2 separate regions of the Homo sapiens genome follow, and region 2 is linked to region 1. A link is a loop called in an ENCODE intact Hi-C map of the cell type or tissue named here. Cell type or tissue: K562. All regions are shown on one strand.

The links. Hi-C counts contacts between places; a loop is a spot of excess contacts. Peaks named below come from ENCODE experiments on the same cell type or tissue, not always from the same donor. Only the 100,000 strongest peaks of a DNase experiment are listed, where the experiment ranks them.
Region 2: a loop joins it to region 1, with 4 times the contacts of the local background. A loop is called at or near these places in 8 of 110 quality-filtered maps.

What each region holds. Positions count from the first base shown.
Region 1 is chr4:10,169,331-10,177,330 of GRCh38, forward strand. No RefSeq gene overlaps it. Among named protein-coding and RNA genes, the nearest start is that of WDR1, 57 kb to the left of the region's middle. In K562, CTCF peaks have their summits at 694 and 4,173; DNase peaks (open chromatin) are centred at 701, 1,901, 3,124 and 4,241; H3K4me3 peaks cover 292 bases.
Region 2 is chr4:10,235,861-10,243,860 of GRCh38, forward strand. No RefSeq gene overlaps it. Among named protein-coding and RNA genes, the nearest start is that of WDR1, 120 kb to the left of the region's middle. RefSeq lists a cis regulatory region at 4,102-4,951. In K562, no CTCF peak of the experiment used is centred here; DNase peaks (open chromatin) are centred at 4,221 and 4,631.

The DNA.
Region 1 (8,000 bases):
AACAGGAAAGGCAGATGGACACAACTCTGTATCCGGACTGAATCGTTAGGCCAATTCTACTATGTAATTAGGATTATATTGGGCTGGCTTAATAAATTTCCCTTCCCAAATCTTTTTTTCAGTGCCATTAAGATTTTCCATAATTCCTTACGTTTAGCTCCTACAGCACGCCATATCATTTGGGGTTGCGGTACCACTATACCATATGCCCAAATAATAGGAACCCTTGCTGTACTTAGTGTCCACCATCAGATTATTTTTTGTTTAGATGCAGAGTGACCACTACCTGCAGATTGAGAGGTGGGGCCTCATAGATGCCCCTTTAGGGGACCAATCAATAACTCCATATGAATCATTATGCAACACCTCTGCCTGCGTTATGATATGATCGTCTGAAATGCCTTCATTTTTTCTGACCATGTCCAATCCACTTTACAGATAGGTTTTTGAGGGTGGTAAACCTTGGCTACAGGAGCATAATCATTGTAATAAATACTAAGATTGGAAAGCATATGTAAGTGCCGCAGAGATATGTTCAGGCACTATCCCCAGCCAAGATTGGGAGGTAAACGCCCATTGGCTTTCCCTAAGCAAATAGGTAAATGCTCAAATCCCAACAAGATATTTATAATTGTTCCCTCCTCTTGGGGGTGAGACACGCCTCTATCTGTAGAAAAAGGCATCCAAAAGCTATCATTAGTGTATACCTCCACTAGGGGCTCTAAGCATATTACTGGCCGTAGAAGTGGTAGAAAAGGAATATATGCCCAATATAATTGTTTCAGCAGTTACTGGGGGGGGGGGGGGTGGGGGGAGTACTCATAGCAATGGTGAGCACAGCCGTCATAGCTATTATTAGATTATTCATCATAGCTGGTCATTCCGCCACCTTCAGATTTTCTTCTCCCATCTTTGTCAACTTCTTGATGTGGCCCCAGGTGAGTGGCTGTGCCTGGTGAGTGTTGCTTGCCGGGACTGGTGTCTTCCTTACTGTCAGTCTCGACATGGCTGCAATCGGGGGTCCTCGGGTTCCTTCCCAAATCTCTTCCTCAGCATCTGGCTCATAAGGTTTCAGGTACCTTGATGGTATCCAAGTTGGCTGCTGGTTTTGGCCTGGAGAAACACAAGCATAACCTCTACCCCATGTTGTTATTTTACGTATTTCCTAACTTTGTTATCAGATCTCTCCACCAAACCAGTCGTCTTGCTTCTGTCTTTGCCACTGGTTTCTATAGATGTTGTTCAGCTGCTTGATAGCATCTGGCCTTTAGGCAGGCTCAGAAAATTTAAAGTCAATAATGCTAGATTCAATTGTATACTTGGAGTTCCATAGTCACTGTTACCCGCAACCCCACACTTTGTTTTTGTAATTGCTGTTTTAGGGAGAGATTGATTCTACAATGGCTTGTCCTTATGAATTATGGGATGCCAGTAATGTGTTTAATATTCCATATAGAGAAAAATGTAGCTAGAGCTTGGCTAGTATAGCCTGGGGCATTATCTGTTTTAACTGAAGTTGGAATGCCTATGATTGTGTGAAGCCTTGTAAAAGATGCCACTTAATACAGGCAGAAGATTCTCCTGTTTTGACAGGTAGCTTAAAGTGAGAAAATGTGTCTACATATACATGCACGTAAGCTAGTCTCCCAAAAGTTGGGAACATATATGACAGCCATTGGCCAAAGAGAATTAGGTTCCAATCCTCGAGGATTAACTCCTGTAAAAGATGAGGAATGCACCATTTGGCAAGTTGCGCATTGCTGGATGATAGCTTTAGCTTCTTTCCAGGTAATGCTGTATCTGCATTTGAGACCAGAGGCATTAAGGGTTAAATTGTGAAAGTGTATAGTATTAGATAATGCAGTAGCAACTAGGCGATAAGTCATTTGATTGCCTGTGGTCAAAGGTCCTGGAAGGGAAGTGTATGAGCTCTAATTGAGTAATGTAAAAAGGGTGCATTCTATTCCTAACTGCCGTTTGCAGTTGGGTGAATAAAGTAATCAGTTGTTCATCTGTATGAAATTGTGTAACTTAGCATTTTCAATTGGGTGGAGTGAACCACATATGAACAATTAGAAATTACATTGACAGGCATCTCAAGCACTCAGCACCTCAATTACAGCTACAAGCTCTGCTTTTTGAGCTGAAGTATAGGGTGTCTGAAAATTTTTTAATCCAGAATGAGAAGCTTTACCATTACTAGACCCATCTGTAAAAATATATTTAGCACCTTCAATTGGTTTAAATTGTTCTAGGGAGAATCCAATTTTAAAAATTGAAATAATTTTCAAAGTGATCAGGAACACCTACAAAATCAGCTAAATGGGTTTACCAAGTAAGACTATTTATAAAGGCCTGTTGTATTTGTGCCTTTGTAAGAGGGACAATTTTTCCAAGGTCATATCCATGCAATTTAACAATTCAAGTTCTCCCATTTCCTATCAGTAGCAGTTTGATCCAAATAAGGAGTTAAGGACTGCGAATTAGTATGTGGAAGAAAAAGCCATTCTAAGTCTTGGTCTTGGACAATAACACCAGTAGGTGAATGCTGAGTTGGAAAAATCTAAAGTCTTTTTTTGATCTATTCCGTTTGATCTTTATGTATTTGCTTCTCAATTAGCTGTAACTCTGTCTCAGCCTCCTGTAATTGCCAAGGGCTAGCGAGACTAGGATCCTCCTCTAACGATAGAAAACAGGCTACTCATGGCACAGGTAGGAATGCCTAGAGCAGGTCATATCCAATTAATGTCTCCTAGTAATTTTTGAAAGTCAATGTCTTCAATTCCAACGTATGGTTAGTTTCTGTGGCACTATTGTAGTGTCATTTACTAAGCCGTGCTATACGCTCTCCTGGCTCTGCTTTCCAGGGAACAGAAGTAGATACAATAACTTGAATTTCTCCATTGTAATCTGACTCCTGTTTGTACTTGTATTCCTTTTAAACTTAAACTAGACCTACCTAGAAGTAATTCTGCTGTCCCCGCAGGCAGGGGTCCGCTCCTGTTGACACCTTTTGCGGGGGTTCCCCAGGCAGAAGGCTCGCAGCTTTAGTGCAGCATAACTCTGGCGGGTACTGGCTGTGGCAGGGGACAGGCATTGTACAGGGGTGAGAGAGTGGCCTGAGCCAGGAATGACCCGGTTTGGAACGGAGCCTGGGACGGACCCTCATGGCACTTCCCGAAATTGGGTTCTCATCTTTATCAGACTTAGTGACGCTGATTAGCCCAGTGTTTTCCTTTTTTGCATTTTGGACATATTCCAGGCTCAGCAGTTGTTTGCCCCCCCAACTGGGAGCCTGACTTGCTGATTTTTTTTTTTCCCCTGCATTCTTTTTTAGTATTACCATGCTTCCCACAGTTAAAACAAGCTCCAGGAAATGAATATTTCCTTTACCCACTTTCAGTCCTGCCATTGCCTTGGGCTAGCAGGATAACTTTATGCAGATTACCTCTGATACTATCACAAGCTTTAATATACTCGACCAAATGTGCTTTTCCTTTAATAAGTGGCAGAGCAACTTGGCACTCAGGATTGGCATTGTCAAAAGCAATAACTGCAACACCATATCCTGAGCAGCAGAATCTGCAATCGCCTTTTTAAGAGACTCCTGTAACCTGGCTATAAAATCTACATATGGTTCTTTTGGTCCTTGTCTCACAGCACTAAAAGATGGGTATTCTGAAGTGATTTTCCCCAGCTCTAATACGTACTCCTAAGGTGCTCTATGGCATCATCCTGCATGACCACTTGCACATCTAAACCAGCCCAGCCGCTAATCCCCAAAAGTTGGCCTGCAGTTACATAAATTTGAGGTTGGGCCTGGGCAGTGTGAGCAGCCTGAATGGAAGCTTCCTCTGCCCACCAAGTTTTAAGCTGTAAGAATTGAACATGAGTCAGACAAGCTCGAGTAAGAGCCTCCCAGTCAGTAGGGATCACCTGACTGGAGACGAGAACATTTAACAGTCTTATTACAAAAGGAAAACCTGGTCCATACTGATTAATAGCTTGTTTAAATTCTTTAACTTAAAAGGAAGAGGCTCACATGTAACCATAATATTCCCGTTGATCAGGTGGTTGTATTGTCATGGCAACTGCCAAGCATCCATATCACCCTCTCATCTAGCTTGCTGGATTCCTGCCTGAATGTAACTGAGAGCGGTCACTTGAGGCGCTGCTCAGTCACAGGGGCAACTACTTTTCACCCAGTGTCCTCCAGAAGAGATCCGGAGGGGGTCAGGCCACTTTCTTCAAAATGGGTGGGGAGGTGTAGAGGGTTAGGGATAAACATCTCCCTCTGCCGCTTTAGCTGGCAAGCAAACTTGCTCTGTCATCTTCGGTTACTTCATTGTACTCTCCTTCCTGACTTTTTTTTCTCATCTGTGTGGAAAGGTTCCAAGGTGGAATGAACCAGAGCCCACACTGACTAGTTTACAGGAATATCCTCAGCACCATCCTTATATGCCTTTTTCAGTGCACTGCCTACCTTTTCCCAGACCTCTACATTCAGAGTTCCTTGGTCCAGAAACCAGGGGCAATATTTCTCTACCACACTAAAAAGCTGCATAAGTCATCTGGTGCTACCCTTCACTCCTCCTTTTGAGATGCCAAAGCAGACTCAAGCCTCATGTCTGCTCACCCCTTGTCCCATTGTTATCCTGATGCTTCTGAGCTCCCCTTCTTACCCACAGGGATTGCTTAAAGAGTACTCGGGTGTGCTCCAGTGTAGTTCCACGTACTCCAGCCGTTGCTCCAGTGACCTTTCGACTGGAATTCGAGCCCCCCCATTGGGCACTGCTTGCCAAGACCAGCTCGGTTGTGGAGACCCTAAACCAATGGTGCTAGAGGAATTCGACTCAGGAATTAGGGTATAAAGTGGAAATCGGGGGGCTGACAGCCTTGAGAGCTAAGAGCCATGAACAGAGACTGGCCCACACATTTGACAAAGTCAGTGATAAGCATAGTTTTTATAGATAAGCTAAAAGCATTCCTTAGGGGAAACAAAGCATTCTTAGCAAGGAGCAAAGAAACAGGTGCTGGCTTGATCATCTGCAGCAAAAGCATATTAAGGCACAGGCAGCTCCTGCTATTGTTAGTGGTTTGACCAGTTTTCCCTCTCTGGGCAGGCCAGGTTTTCCTAGCCCCCTGCTCCAGTAAACCTCTAGCAGTGTGTGTGATAGCCATCATGATCGTGTCATGTTGCTGCAGAAATCCTGTTTGTGGTGTTTCTTTAAGGCCTGTTTGACAGGGTTAGGGCTTGCTACCAGCACCAGACAGCACAGGGGCCAGTGTGAGATTAGTATGGCTGGGTGAGAAGTCCTGCCAAGGTGCTGGCAGATCTGGGCTGTTGCCAGATGGACTTGAGAGCTCTATTCTGGGAGTAGATTTTTGGCAGGCTTTTTCCAGACTCGAGAGGGCCCTCAGCTGATATATGGTCTCAGTAATGGATCAGGCTCTACCATGTACCATGAAAGTGTCTTATGACCAATTTAGATCTCAACTTCATAGAAAGCTGTCACAATGAACTGAATGTTATGCATAGTCCAGGAGAGGGATTTTTTTCTTGGTCATAAAATGGTTTGTTAGGGAATCATGACTCTTCCCTTGTTATCTAAGTCCTTCAACTTCATACCTGTTACCCGTCTTTGCCTATGACTTAAACTGAAGTGTAGTAAAGTTATGTGCTTTTTGTGGGAGAAGTCCTAGGCCTCTCGCTTAGTGGTGTCCAGGTAGCTACTTAACCCCAAAGAACAATCTATACAATAAGACCTAGACTGGAAACACAAAGTTCTCTGTGAATCTCGTCTGAGATGGGTAATGTGGTGTGAGACCTTATGGCTGACAGGTGTCATAGCCACAGCTGGTTAGTGTCAGTTACTATAGACCCAGAGGTGCGTCTGTGCTTGTGAAATACTTGGAGGGAATTAGTATGTTATTGGCTTCTTTGGTTCCCTTATGCCTTTATGTCATGTCCCTTAATGGAAGAATTTGTACAGCTTTTCCTGTATTAAAAATAAAGAACTGGTATCATAACCTCTCCACACTTAAGGCCCTTCAGGGACTAAGACTTAGGCCTGACCTCAGCTCAGTGGCTGAGCTCATGGATCCCAGCCATGTTGAGCTGCAGAGCTAATCATACAATGCTAGAAGCACACTTGAAGGTGATGCGCCATCACCAGGTGGCTGGGTCCCAAGAGTCATCTTTTGCTGAGAAGCATGTGATGGGAACCTCTGGGCTCTGGGGTGTCTTCTGGGGCAAGCAAGCATTGGGGCAGGAGGTACAATAGTGCCTGAGCTACCCTTTGTACCTTCCTCTGCTCTGAGGATCCTAGACAACTTTGATCCATGTCAATGTCTTACTCGGCTTTTCAGACAACTGTGACCTTGGATTGCCCACTTGGCTATCTGTTATAAGTAAAACTTCCAGTTTGTTCTTTCACTCAATGTTTTGAAATCATTCATAAACTTCTCGGCTGTCATAAGGCCTCAGGAATCATTGGTATGAAGAATCTGGTTAGAGGGTATCGGAAGATACAATGACATAGCCATCAGAATGGAACCTTTAAGTCTGAATTCTTGGCCCTTAGAGCTTGGGCTATAATGTAGCCAGAGATCCATCTCATCCAAAACCAGACTGAAACACACGTTTCCGTATACCACTGTGTCTGAGTGATGCACGTAGGATCGTTTTCTGCTGGGATACGCACTGAACTGACAGCCTTGGTGAACATGAGGGAGATGGATGGACCCCAGTCTCTGCACCTAGTAGACCTTTGGTAGTTTACCCTGTTTCATGAAATGTGTGGCTCAAGTCTAGTTCTTTCACTGCGCACTGACACTGCCAGAAAAGGCCTTGGAACTTTCTGCAGTGGTTGTGTTGTTCATACTGCCTTGTGTGCAGGGGAGACTTAAGATAGAGGAAGGCTGCTCCCCTGACTAAAATGAGGTGCATTCTCAGAGGGGGCACCTGAATTTCCACTGGATGTGGGAAGCATTCCTCACCCAAGTCATACTACTTTAGATCCTGGATCTGAGTCATCCAGGACCCAACACTTGAGGTCTGGCCCCAGTGGAAAGTGATGGGAAGGTTGGTCCTCCAATCACAGCTTGCAAGATGTCCCTATGTGATCACTGTACCAGTGTCCATAGTAGGAGATGTTAACACCCAAACTCATTGTTGCTTATAAAGGTCTGTATATAGACACTAAGGTAAATGCGTAGCAAAAGGGCCAGGTGTTAGGGAACAGGTAGAAGGTGGACCAGTTCTCAGCTCCAGAAAACAAGCTTCAACAGTCATAGTGAGGCATCTGCATGCTTCAACCTGAATCTGAAATACTTAACACACTACCTATGCTCCCAGAATCCTCCAAAGTCCTCAAATTACATGTATATCTGATATCCACCTATCAACTAGATCAGAAACTTTTAATTGGATGCTCCTGTGTAATTTTTCATTGGGGGCTGTCCTGTGCACTGTAGGACTTTAAGCAGCACAATTTACCTTTTCTGCTAGGTGCCCATAGCAATTCCCTTCAACCCCTGAAGGGCTGTGATCAACATCTAGACACTTCTCCCTGGAAAGCAGAATTGACCACTTGAATACCTAACTAGGTTTCAAGAAACCATCAGCTGTCTTGGGGGTAGTTCTCTCATGGCACCTTCATGTGTGGAGTACTAGATGCCTGTGTGTTTTCTCCATGATCTTTGAAAGGTTGGAGAACAGACAATCTGAAGCTGAGCAATGCCTTCACAGAGGTGAACTCTCCCAGAAAAAATCCCTTCAAGGTAGCCCCTAGGGCCTGGGATTTAATTGTTCTCCTTTCCACGTTGAAGAATCCTCTTCACCACCGAGTCTTGGGATGCAATTGGCAGGTCCATACCCTTATGTCTTCACTGTGCGTGTCTTGGCATGGGCTTCTTACTGCTCAAGAGTCTGAATTGGACCATTCCCATAGGCCCCTCCACATATGAGTGTTCCAGATCTCTTCTATGTAATCATCTTC
Region 2 (8,000 bases), 67 kb after region 1:
AAGTCCTATGCTGGAAGAAGTCCCAACTCATTTGTTCACTGGGACAAAATGCCTGCCCAAGTTTTGGGTTTCTACACCTACTGTATTAGAGTTCTCTAGAGGGACAGGAATAATAGGTTAGATTTATATATGAAAGGGATTTTATTAAGGATAATTGACTCACATGATCACAAGGTGATGTCCCACAACAGGCCGTCTGCAAGCTGAGGAGCAAGGAAGCCAGTCCGAGTCCCAAAATCTCAAAAGTAGGGAAGTCAACAGTGCAGTCTTCAGTCTGTGGCTGAAGGCAAACCACTAGTGTAGGTCCAAGAGTCGAAAAACTGAAGAACTTGGAGTCTCATGTTTGAGGGCAGGAAGCATGCACCACGGGAGAAAGAGAGGCTGGAAGACTCAGCCGGTCTGCCCTTTGCATGCCTGCTTCTATGCTGGCAGCTGATTAGATGGTGCCCACCCACACTTGAGGGTGGGTCTGCCTCTCCCACTTCACTGACTCAAATGTTAATCTCCTTTGGCAACACCATCAGACACATCTAGCAACAATACTTTGCATCCTTCAATCAAGTTAACCCTCAATGATACCATCACACCTATATAACTCATGTCAGTTACTGCACTTGTGATGGTATACCCCTTCCTCTTAGCAATCTACGTGCTCTTGAGGGAACAGTTCTGATGTGTCACCCTATCCTTAGGCTCACATTCCTTGTAGGGACATGTGGCTGCGAACGTGCTGTTTTTCCGTGGAAACCCCCCATGGATAATCATAAAGGAGAGAATGACATTTTCTTAAGCTCTACCTTGCTTTGCAATCCTTGGTTAAGCCTCACCCACATGTGTTGTAGAAACTGTCCTGATCTCCCAAGGGTGGTGCTTCCAAAGCTAGTTTGCTTTTTCCCAAAGGAGGGTGTGAGCATGGGGAGCAGTGGTGGCCACCATCTGAGCTCCTGCTGGATGACCTATGTTGTCCTTTCATCCTCATCTGCCTGATAATGTCATTCCTTTTGTCTTAAGTGTTCCTTCTGAGAACACTTGGGATGATCCAGCTGAAGTCTAAGAATGGTCTAATACTCACTTGTGTATGAGCAACTTAGGCCTCGGTGGAGGGAGGTCTTTTGCCATCTTGACTTCCCGTCTGTAGGCCTGGAAACGCTGCCTTCTCGTTTGATCCTCCCAGTCATAAGGAGGCAGCGTGAGATGTGCCTGAAACCTTTCAACTGTGTTCCTGGCAGTGATGAGCCCTTAGTGCACAGTGGACCTGACACAACACTTACCAAGGTGAAGGGTATCCAAGGCTATCTTGCTTTGACTCTGGCCACAAGTCTGAGGTATGTGATCCTCATCTTGCCTGCCCTTGATAGTGACAGCCTAAGTCATCCTGACTTGTCTGAGACTCTTGTTCCTTATGTTTCAAATGCCCTTATAAGGTATTTTTATCTGCAAGTATTTGAGATAGCTTAGTGATGTTTCACCTCGTGGATGTCCTGGAAGAGACATGCACTCCAACTTATGCTTGCATATGTCCCCAGGATAGTGGGCCTGGACCACTAAGGTCTTCTTTCCAAGGCTCACAGACCAGGGCTCTCAGATCTCAGCAACTTCATTCTGCTTTTCTATAGGAAGATATCCCAGTGATGGTCTTCATGAGCCATGGGCTCACTATCTTAATGTGGTTGACACCTTCTGGAATTGCCTGCCTTTGATCTTTATTCCATTGGTTCTGGTTGCTTGGTCAGAAAATGCCTTTTCAGAGATGTACCTTGAAAATATACCAGTTTTTGAACCTGGCTAAAGTTTCATTCACCTTGGTTGAGTATCCGACACTTGAAGCTGATGCTGGATGCCCTCTTAAGCCATGCTATCTTAGGTGGGCATACAGGAAAGGATGTGTAAGAAGTGCAGAACTGAACGTGGGAGGATTTAAATCTGTCTCCTGCATTTGCACCTTTCTCTTCTCCTTTGTCATCAATTGCCCTTCTGGTGAGTGGAACCCTCTGGATGACACCTGAATACCAGTCAGTTGATTAGCAAACTGTTCTCATAGGTTCCCTTAAATTCCCCCTTGGCATGTCTCTTTACATCTTTATAGGTTCTAAGGATTAGGACAATGGTGTCTGTGTGTGTCAAGAATCTGCCTACTTACCACTGGCACTCTACAAGGAGGTGACTTTTCACACTTGTGTGAATGTTTTAATACATAGCAACTGTTGAATCTTACTACTGTGTACCTCCATACAGCTTAAGGGAAAATGACCTGAAGTCTGTAATTTGTTAAACTTAATTCTTATTTCCTCCAGAAATTGAGCTCTAAGAACAGTCCATGTCTCACTCATTTGAACAACAGATACTTCCGATCATCCCTTCCCCAGTGATGACAATGGTGTTCTGGGCTTTGATTTCTTTCTACCTCCAAAGCATCTGAAATCTTGATCTTCAAAGTCATAGTGACTCTTGGTCTCTGCATTACTCTTCATGCACACACTTCCTCAGCTTTCAGCACCAGAGGACACCTTGTGGCAATGCAACTGCCTCTGAGAAGGGTGACTCCTCCTCACAGCACTTCCAGCATATAGCTTTTGCCTGAAATCTGGTTCCCGACGATGAGGAATAGGTAGGACCAAGTCCTGCTCCACACCCAGGTCCACATAATTAGGTCAATGCATGATGTGCACCTTCTCCTTGCATTGGTTGTCTGTTGTTCTTGGTCCCTTGCCCTGACTTTTGTCACATTCACATCTCCATGTAGTAATGGATGGTTGGATGCAGAAGCTGGATGTTTCTTGACTTGCACTTCAGAATGAACCCTTTCTCTTGCCCTCCTTTGCACATGCTGTCTCCCTTCTGCCATGGGATGACATAGAAGATGCTTGCCATATGTGGGTCCCTGGACCTTGGAATTTCAGTTGTTGAATTCCTAATGCTATGCTTTCTGCTATAGTCCTTACTACTTGAGGGGGAAGATGGTCCGAAGTCCTTACCACCACATAGTTCTTGGGAGCTGCACTTCTGGTTTGTGCCTGTCCTGCTGGGCTGATAACAATTGTCCAGCCATGAGAACTTCTAATCAGACCAAGCATACTAAGAATTTATTTTGGACAGAATTAGCAATACCCTTCTATATAAAGTTACTGCAAGAATATGGTGGCTAAAACACCTGTTCATTTGGAAACCAGTGGTAACATACGTCAGCATCTCATTAGGTCCAGATGAGTCCTTGGTGCTCAGAGCCTCCTGGTGTAGAGTACTGCTCGGCTTCCAGTGAGCAGCTCTGCAGTGAAAGTGTATGTGCTCAGGGCATCCTTAATGTTGCCACTGTTTCACGTTGCTCCAGACATGCAGGATAACTCCACCTGCAGCAGGCTATGTTTGGCAGCCCAGTTCCAGAGAGTGAATCAACTGAAGCTCCACTCCTTGCAGTTATAAACCAAAAAGTATGAGACAATTCTCAGTCAACTTAGTTTATTTTTCCAAGGTTACAAGACATGCCCAGGAGGAAGAAACAGACTCACAGCCTCTGGTCTGTGCCATTCTTGAAAGAGGAAAAGCGGGCTGGAGGGAGAAAGGTGAGGATATTGGTAATCAATACGTTGTAAGAGAAAAGGAGCAGGTAGGGGATAGTCAATGGCACATCCCTCTTGGACTCAGTAAATCAGCACTTTACATATGACAAGACAAATACAGAATAGGTACCTGTGTAGAGATTTACCTTGTTATCTCTAGCTATCTGCTTTTAGGGACAAAAGGAAAGGCAGCTTTGTTCCCGGAACCAAGCTGGGTTCAGCTGCGTTTTCTCATGGCCCAGTGAGAAGCAGACTGACTAGCAAAGACTGGAATTTATTGTTGTAACTGGCTACAGGGAGAAGGTTGGAGATAATTTCACCAGACCAACTCAGTGTTACAATTTTCTCAGCGCTTGTATAGGCTGGGGTTATTTGCCTTCCTGCGGTATGGCATTCACCTAATTCTATGGGTAACTAATTGTTTCAACTAGAAGGTCAGAGGCCAAAAAAACGCTTTCAAGTCTGATCAAGCTGTGAGGGCCCCAGTACCTTCAAGGCCTGTCTCCCTAAATTCTACTTAATTGAGGACCTTGGTACCGGAGTGATTATTTCTATTTTACCTCATTTGCAGTTTGGTCCGGAGAGCTGCCTTAGACTCTCCAATACATCTATTCACACAGCTGCCTCTGTTAACTTGACTCGTCTGATGTCATCGAGCCCAAGACAGGTCCTGGCAGAAGAAATGTAAGGCTGTCTCCATTATGTTGACTTGCTCCTGGTTTGGGAGAAGCCTGTGTAGGGCATATGTTTCATTTTTGGCTTTAATACATGGGCATCCATTTCCCTGGGTTTAATTAGCTTTATATTAAAGCAGTGCTGTGGAAATTTTTAACTGGGGTGTTATACAGGCCTGTCTGCTGGTTGCACAGGCCCGTCCATGTGGCGGTCAGGGAGAATTGGCCTGCCACAGAATCATGCGTGACTTGGCTATTGGCTTAAATTTTTCTGGGGGGGGGGCATAGCAAATTGGGGTCCTGGGTTTTTATTTTCCTTTCACATAGCTTACCTACATAGCTTACAGAGAGGCCGGTACCCAACCCACCCCCTGCTCAATTCTATCAGGACTTGGCAAAGTGCCTGTGCATGAGAAGAGCTGAACAAACCCTTCTATGACTAGATAAGGAACAGCTGCCTTGTCACTATCTGTGTTAGTCAGGGGTCACTAGAGGGACAGAACTAATAGATGTATATATAAAGGGGAGTTTATTAAGGAGCATTACCTCCCACAATTGCAAGGTCCCACAATAGGCCCTCTGCAAGCTGAGGAGCAAGGAAGCCAGTCCAAGTCCCCAAGCTGAAGAACTTGGAGTCTGATGTTTGAGGGTGGGAAGCATCCAGCATGGGAGAAAGATATAGCCTGGGAGGCTAACCCAGTTGAATCTCTTCACATTCCTCTGTCTGCTTTATATCCTGGCCATGCTGGTAGCTGATTAGAGGGTGCCCTTCCAGACTGAGGATGGGTCTGCCTCTCCCAGTCCACTGCCTCAAATGTTCATGTTTTCTGGCAACACCCTTATAGACACACCCAGAAACAATACTTCGAATTCTTCAAGTTGACACTCAGTTTTAACCATCACAGTTATCATAAGCCTGGTACACTGGCCCCAATCCTCTATATGACCTCTGCTCATTGGGACTATCCAAGGCTAAGGAGTACTAAGGAGAATTGTCTCTTTGCCCAAAGACATCAAGACTGAGGACAGTACTCACTGATGCTTAGGAATTGATGTGTCTGCAGTGTTAACTGTGTAATCTAAATTTGCATGGGGCTCTGTTTCTCTCCCTCTAGACTGTTGAGCAGAACAAATTCTATTGAACTGCTACTCACCTTGGAAGGAGCAGGTATCTCCTTCTCGTGACACTTAAATCTGCTCTTGCAGATCCTCAGGTCAATGCAGCATCATCAGCTCACCCAGAGGTAAAAGACTGAATGCAGAATGCATTGAATGCACCAAATGCAGAGTGCTGGGAGCTTCTGCCTTTTCCTCTTCATGGATAAGAACTGAATGTTCTTATCCCAGAACATCGAGAGATAGTGGCAGTGGTCATTGTCAACATGAGTATTAGTCTTGTTATGTAGGATAATTTCGATATAATTGTTGTACTTCTACCTTAATAGCTGTATAATATCCAGTAAGGGAGTTTCCAGGGTACTGAGGATACCACGGGAAGGTTTTTCATTGTATACCTAATTTCTTCCACAGAAAATTGAAGTAAAGACCTACCTTTTGTGTAAGGTTTAATAATTCATGCTTTGGTATTCATGTATTCATTGGAAACTTAGATTGAACACTGGATAATACCCACATCTTTATTTGGTAAGGGTAAGAAGATACGCAGCTGTTTTCCTTGATCATGCTTCCCAGGGAAAGAATACTTCTGAGGCTTCTCATATGAAACTAAAGTGGCTTACTGGATTTTTCTGAAAAGACTGAGAGAACAGAGTATCTGTACAATTTTGTTCCTGCTCTAACAAATGACCACCAAGTTTTAATCAAATCTGTATCTTCTCACAAGTTTGAAGCAGGTCTCATTTGGGTAAGATCATGGTGAGGGCAGGGTTTGTTCCTGTCTTGTTGCTTTGACGACCATTGGATTCTGGACCTTCCCATGTTTATAGGTCCCTTCCATTGCTTGACTTGTGGGCTGTTGGTTCATGTGCAATTTCAGGACCCTCTTTCATGTCAAATCAGCGTACATTTTAAATCACTTTCACCTTTGTTTCTGCTTCTCTTTGTCTATAATTGTTCTGACAGTGGATCCTCCTGGATAAGACCTGGAATCTTAAATTCAGGGCTATGCAACCTTATTTCAATACATTTCCTTGTCTCCTTAGACATTCACATAACAGGTTTACAGGTCCTAAACATTAGGACAGATATATTTTGGGAGGTTATTCATCTGCCTCCATCTGGTACTTCGGGCTTTGAGATCATTTCTAACAGAGGAGGAGGATCTGGTGACAAGGTGGAGAGAGCCATCACTGAAGGGGTGGAACTACAGTGTTCACTGATGGGAGTGTAGGGCACTCAATGGTACTGGGGCCTCAGGAAGTACATAATGTGGATATCACAGAGTTGGATTCTGGGGGCCAAGAGTCTCATTTTGTTCTGCTTGTCTGCCATGATCATTATAGCTTTGTCCTACTTCTGAGGCATCTATCCCTTGTGGTGCTGAGATGCGACTTTGCATGAAAAAGTGGACGAAGAGGATGAGGATGCGGCCCAGGGCAGCCTAATGACTGGAATGTAACCACCAAGACACTCCATTCCATGGAAGTAGGAGCTCCATGCCCACAAAAGCAGTGAGATGACCAATGGAACAGTTGGGAATGGATAACAAAAAATACGGAGCTCTATCCACAGATGACCTGTTACTTTGATCCTATTTCCCTACATAGTCCAAGGATCTAAAATGAGACCTATCTTATCTGCCAAATCTTCCTTACGTGTCATGAGTTGTTCCAAGGTGACTGTTGTGGAAGATAATGACAACCCACACCCCTGAGTACAGTGGAGGTTTAGGAGGTTTGGATCTCCACGTTTAAGTACTGCCAAGTGTGTCCTCCTGTGTTTCATTGCTACGTATCTCACTGTGTTAGAAATGGGATCGAAGATACTTTTTCACACTTGCTTGTGAAAGAGATGCCTTTCTCCTTGAGCTGGTAAGAAGGGTATGTATCTAATTTCAGGTTATTAATGTAACTTTTTGGTGATAGGTATCCATTCTCCCTTCTGACATTTTCCTGAGTTCCTCTGACTTGAGGGAGCCTAGCCAATGTCATGCTACTTCCTCTCATGGAAGCTTTGCCAGCTTCTGTGGGGTCTGAGCCGCATCACATGGGGTAGTGCTGGATACAACCTTGATCAGTTTGACTCTTACCTGTCAGACATTCCTGTTTGTGTCCCTATTGTGTTCATTTTCATGCCAGAGTTTGGGATGATCCAGGTGAGGTTTCTTGCTCTACCTATGGGCTCTGATGGAGATACTCCATTTTATCTGCAGGGAGGTTCCAGTGGGTGTGAATGACATGGGCAATACTTACTGTGGGCCTGGCTCCCGGCAGTCGTCTTTCCCCACTGGCTCCCATATCCACAGTATTGTCAAGTGTTCAGTGTTCTCTGTAAAGTCTTTGAGTAGCTGAGGTTAAGGACTTAGCAACATAAATGCTGTGAGTAGATGTGACCCATTGGTAGTTCTAAAACCACCCAAGGGGTTCACCTTGCCTGCTGCCAGACAGGGGAATTGCAATAGAGAAAAAGTAATTCACACAGCAGACTGTGAGGGAGACTGGAATTTTATTACTCAAATCGGTCTCCCCAAGCATGAGGGGAGCAGAGTTTTTAAGGATAACTTGGTGGATGGGGGGGAAGCCAGTGAGCCAGAAGTGCTGATTGGTCAGAGAAGAAATCATAGGGAGCCAAAGCTGTCATCTTGTGCTGA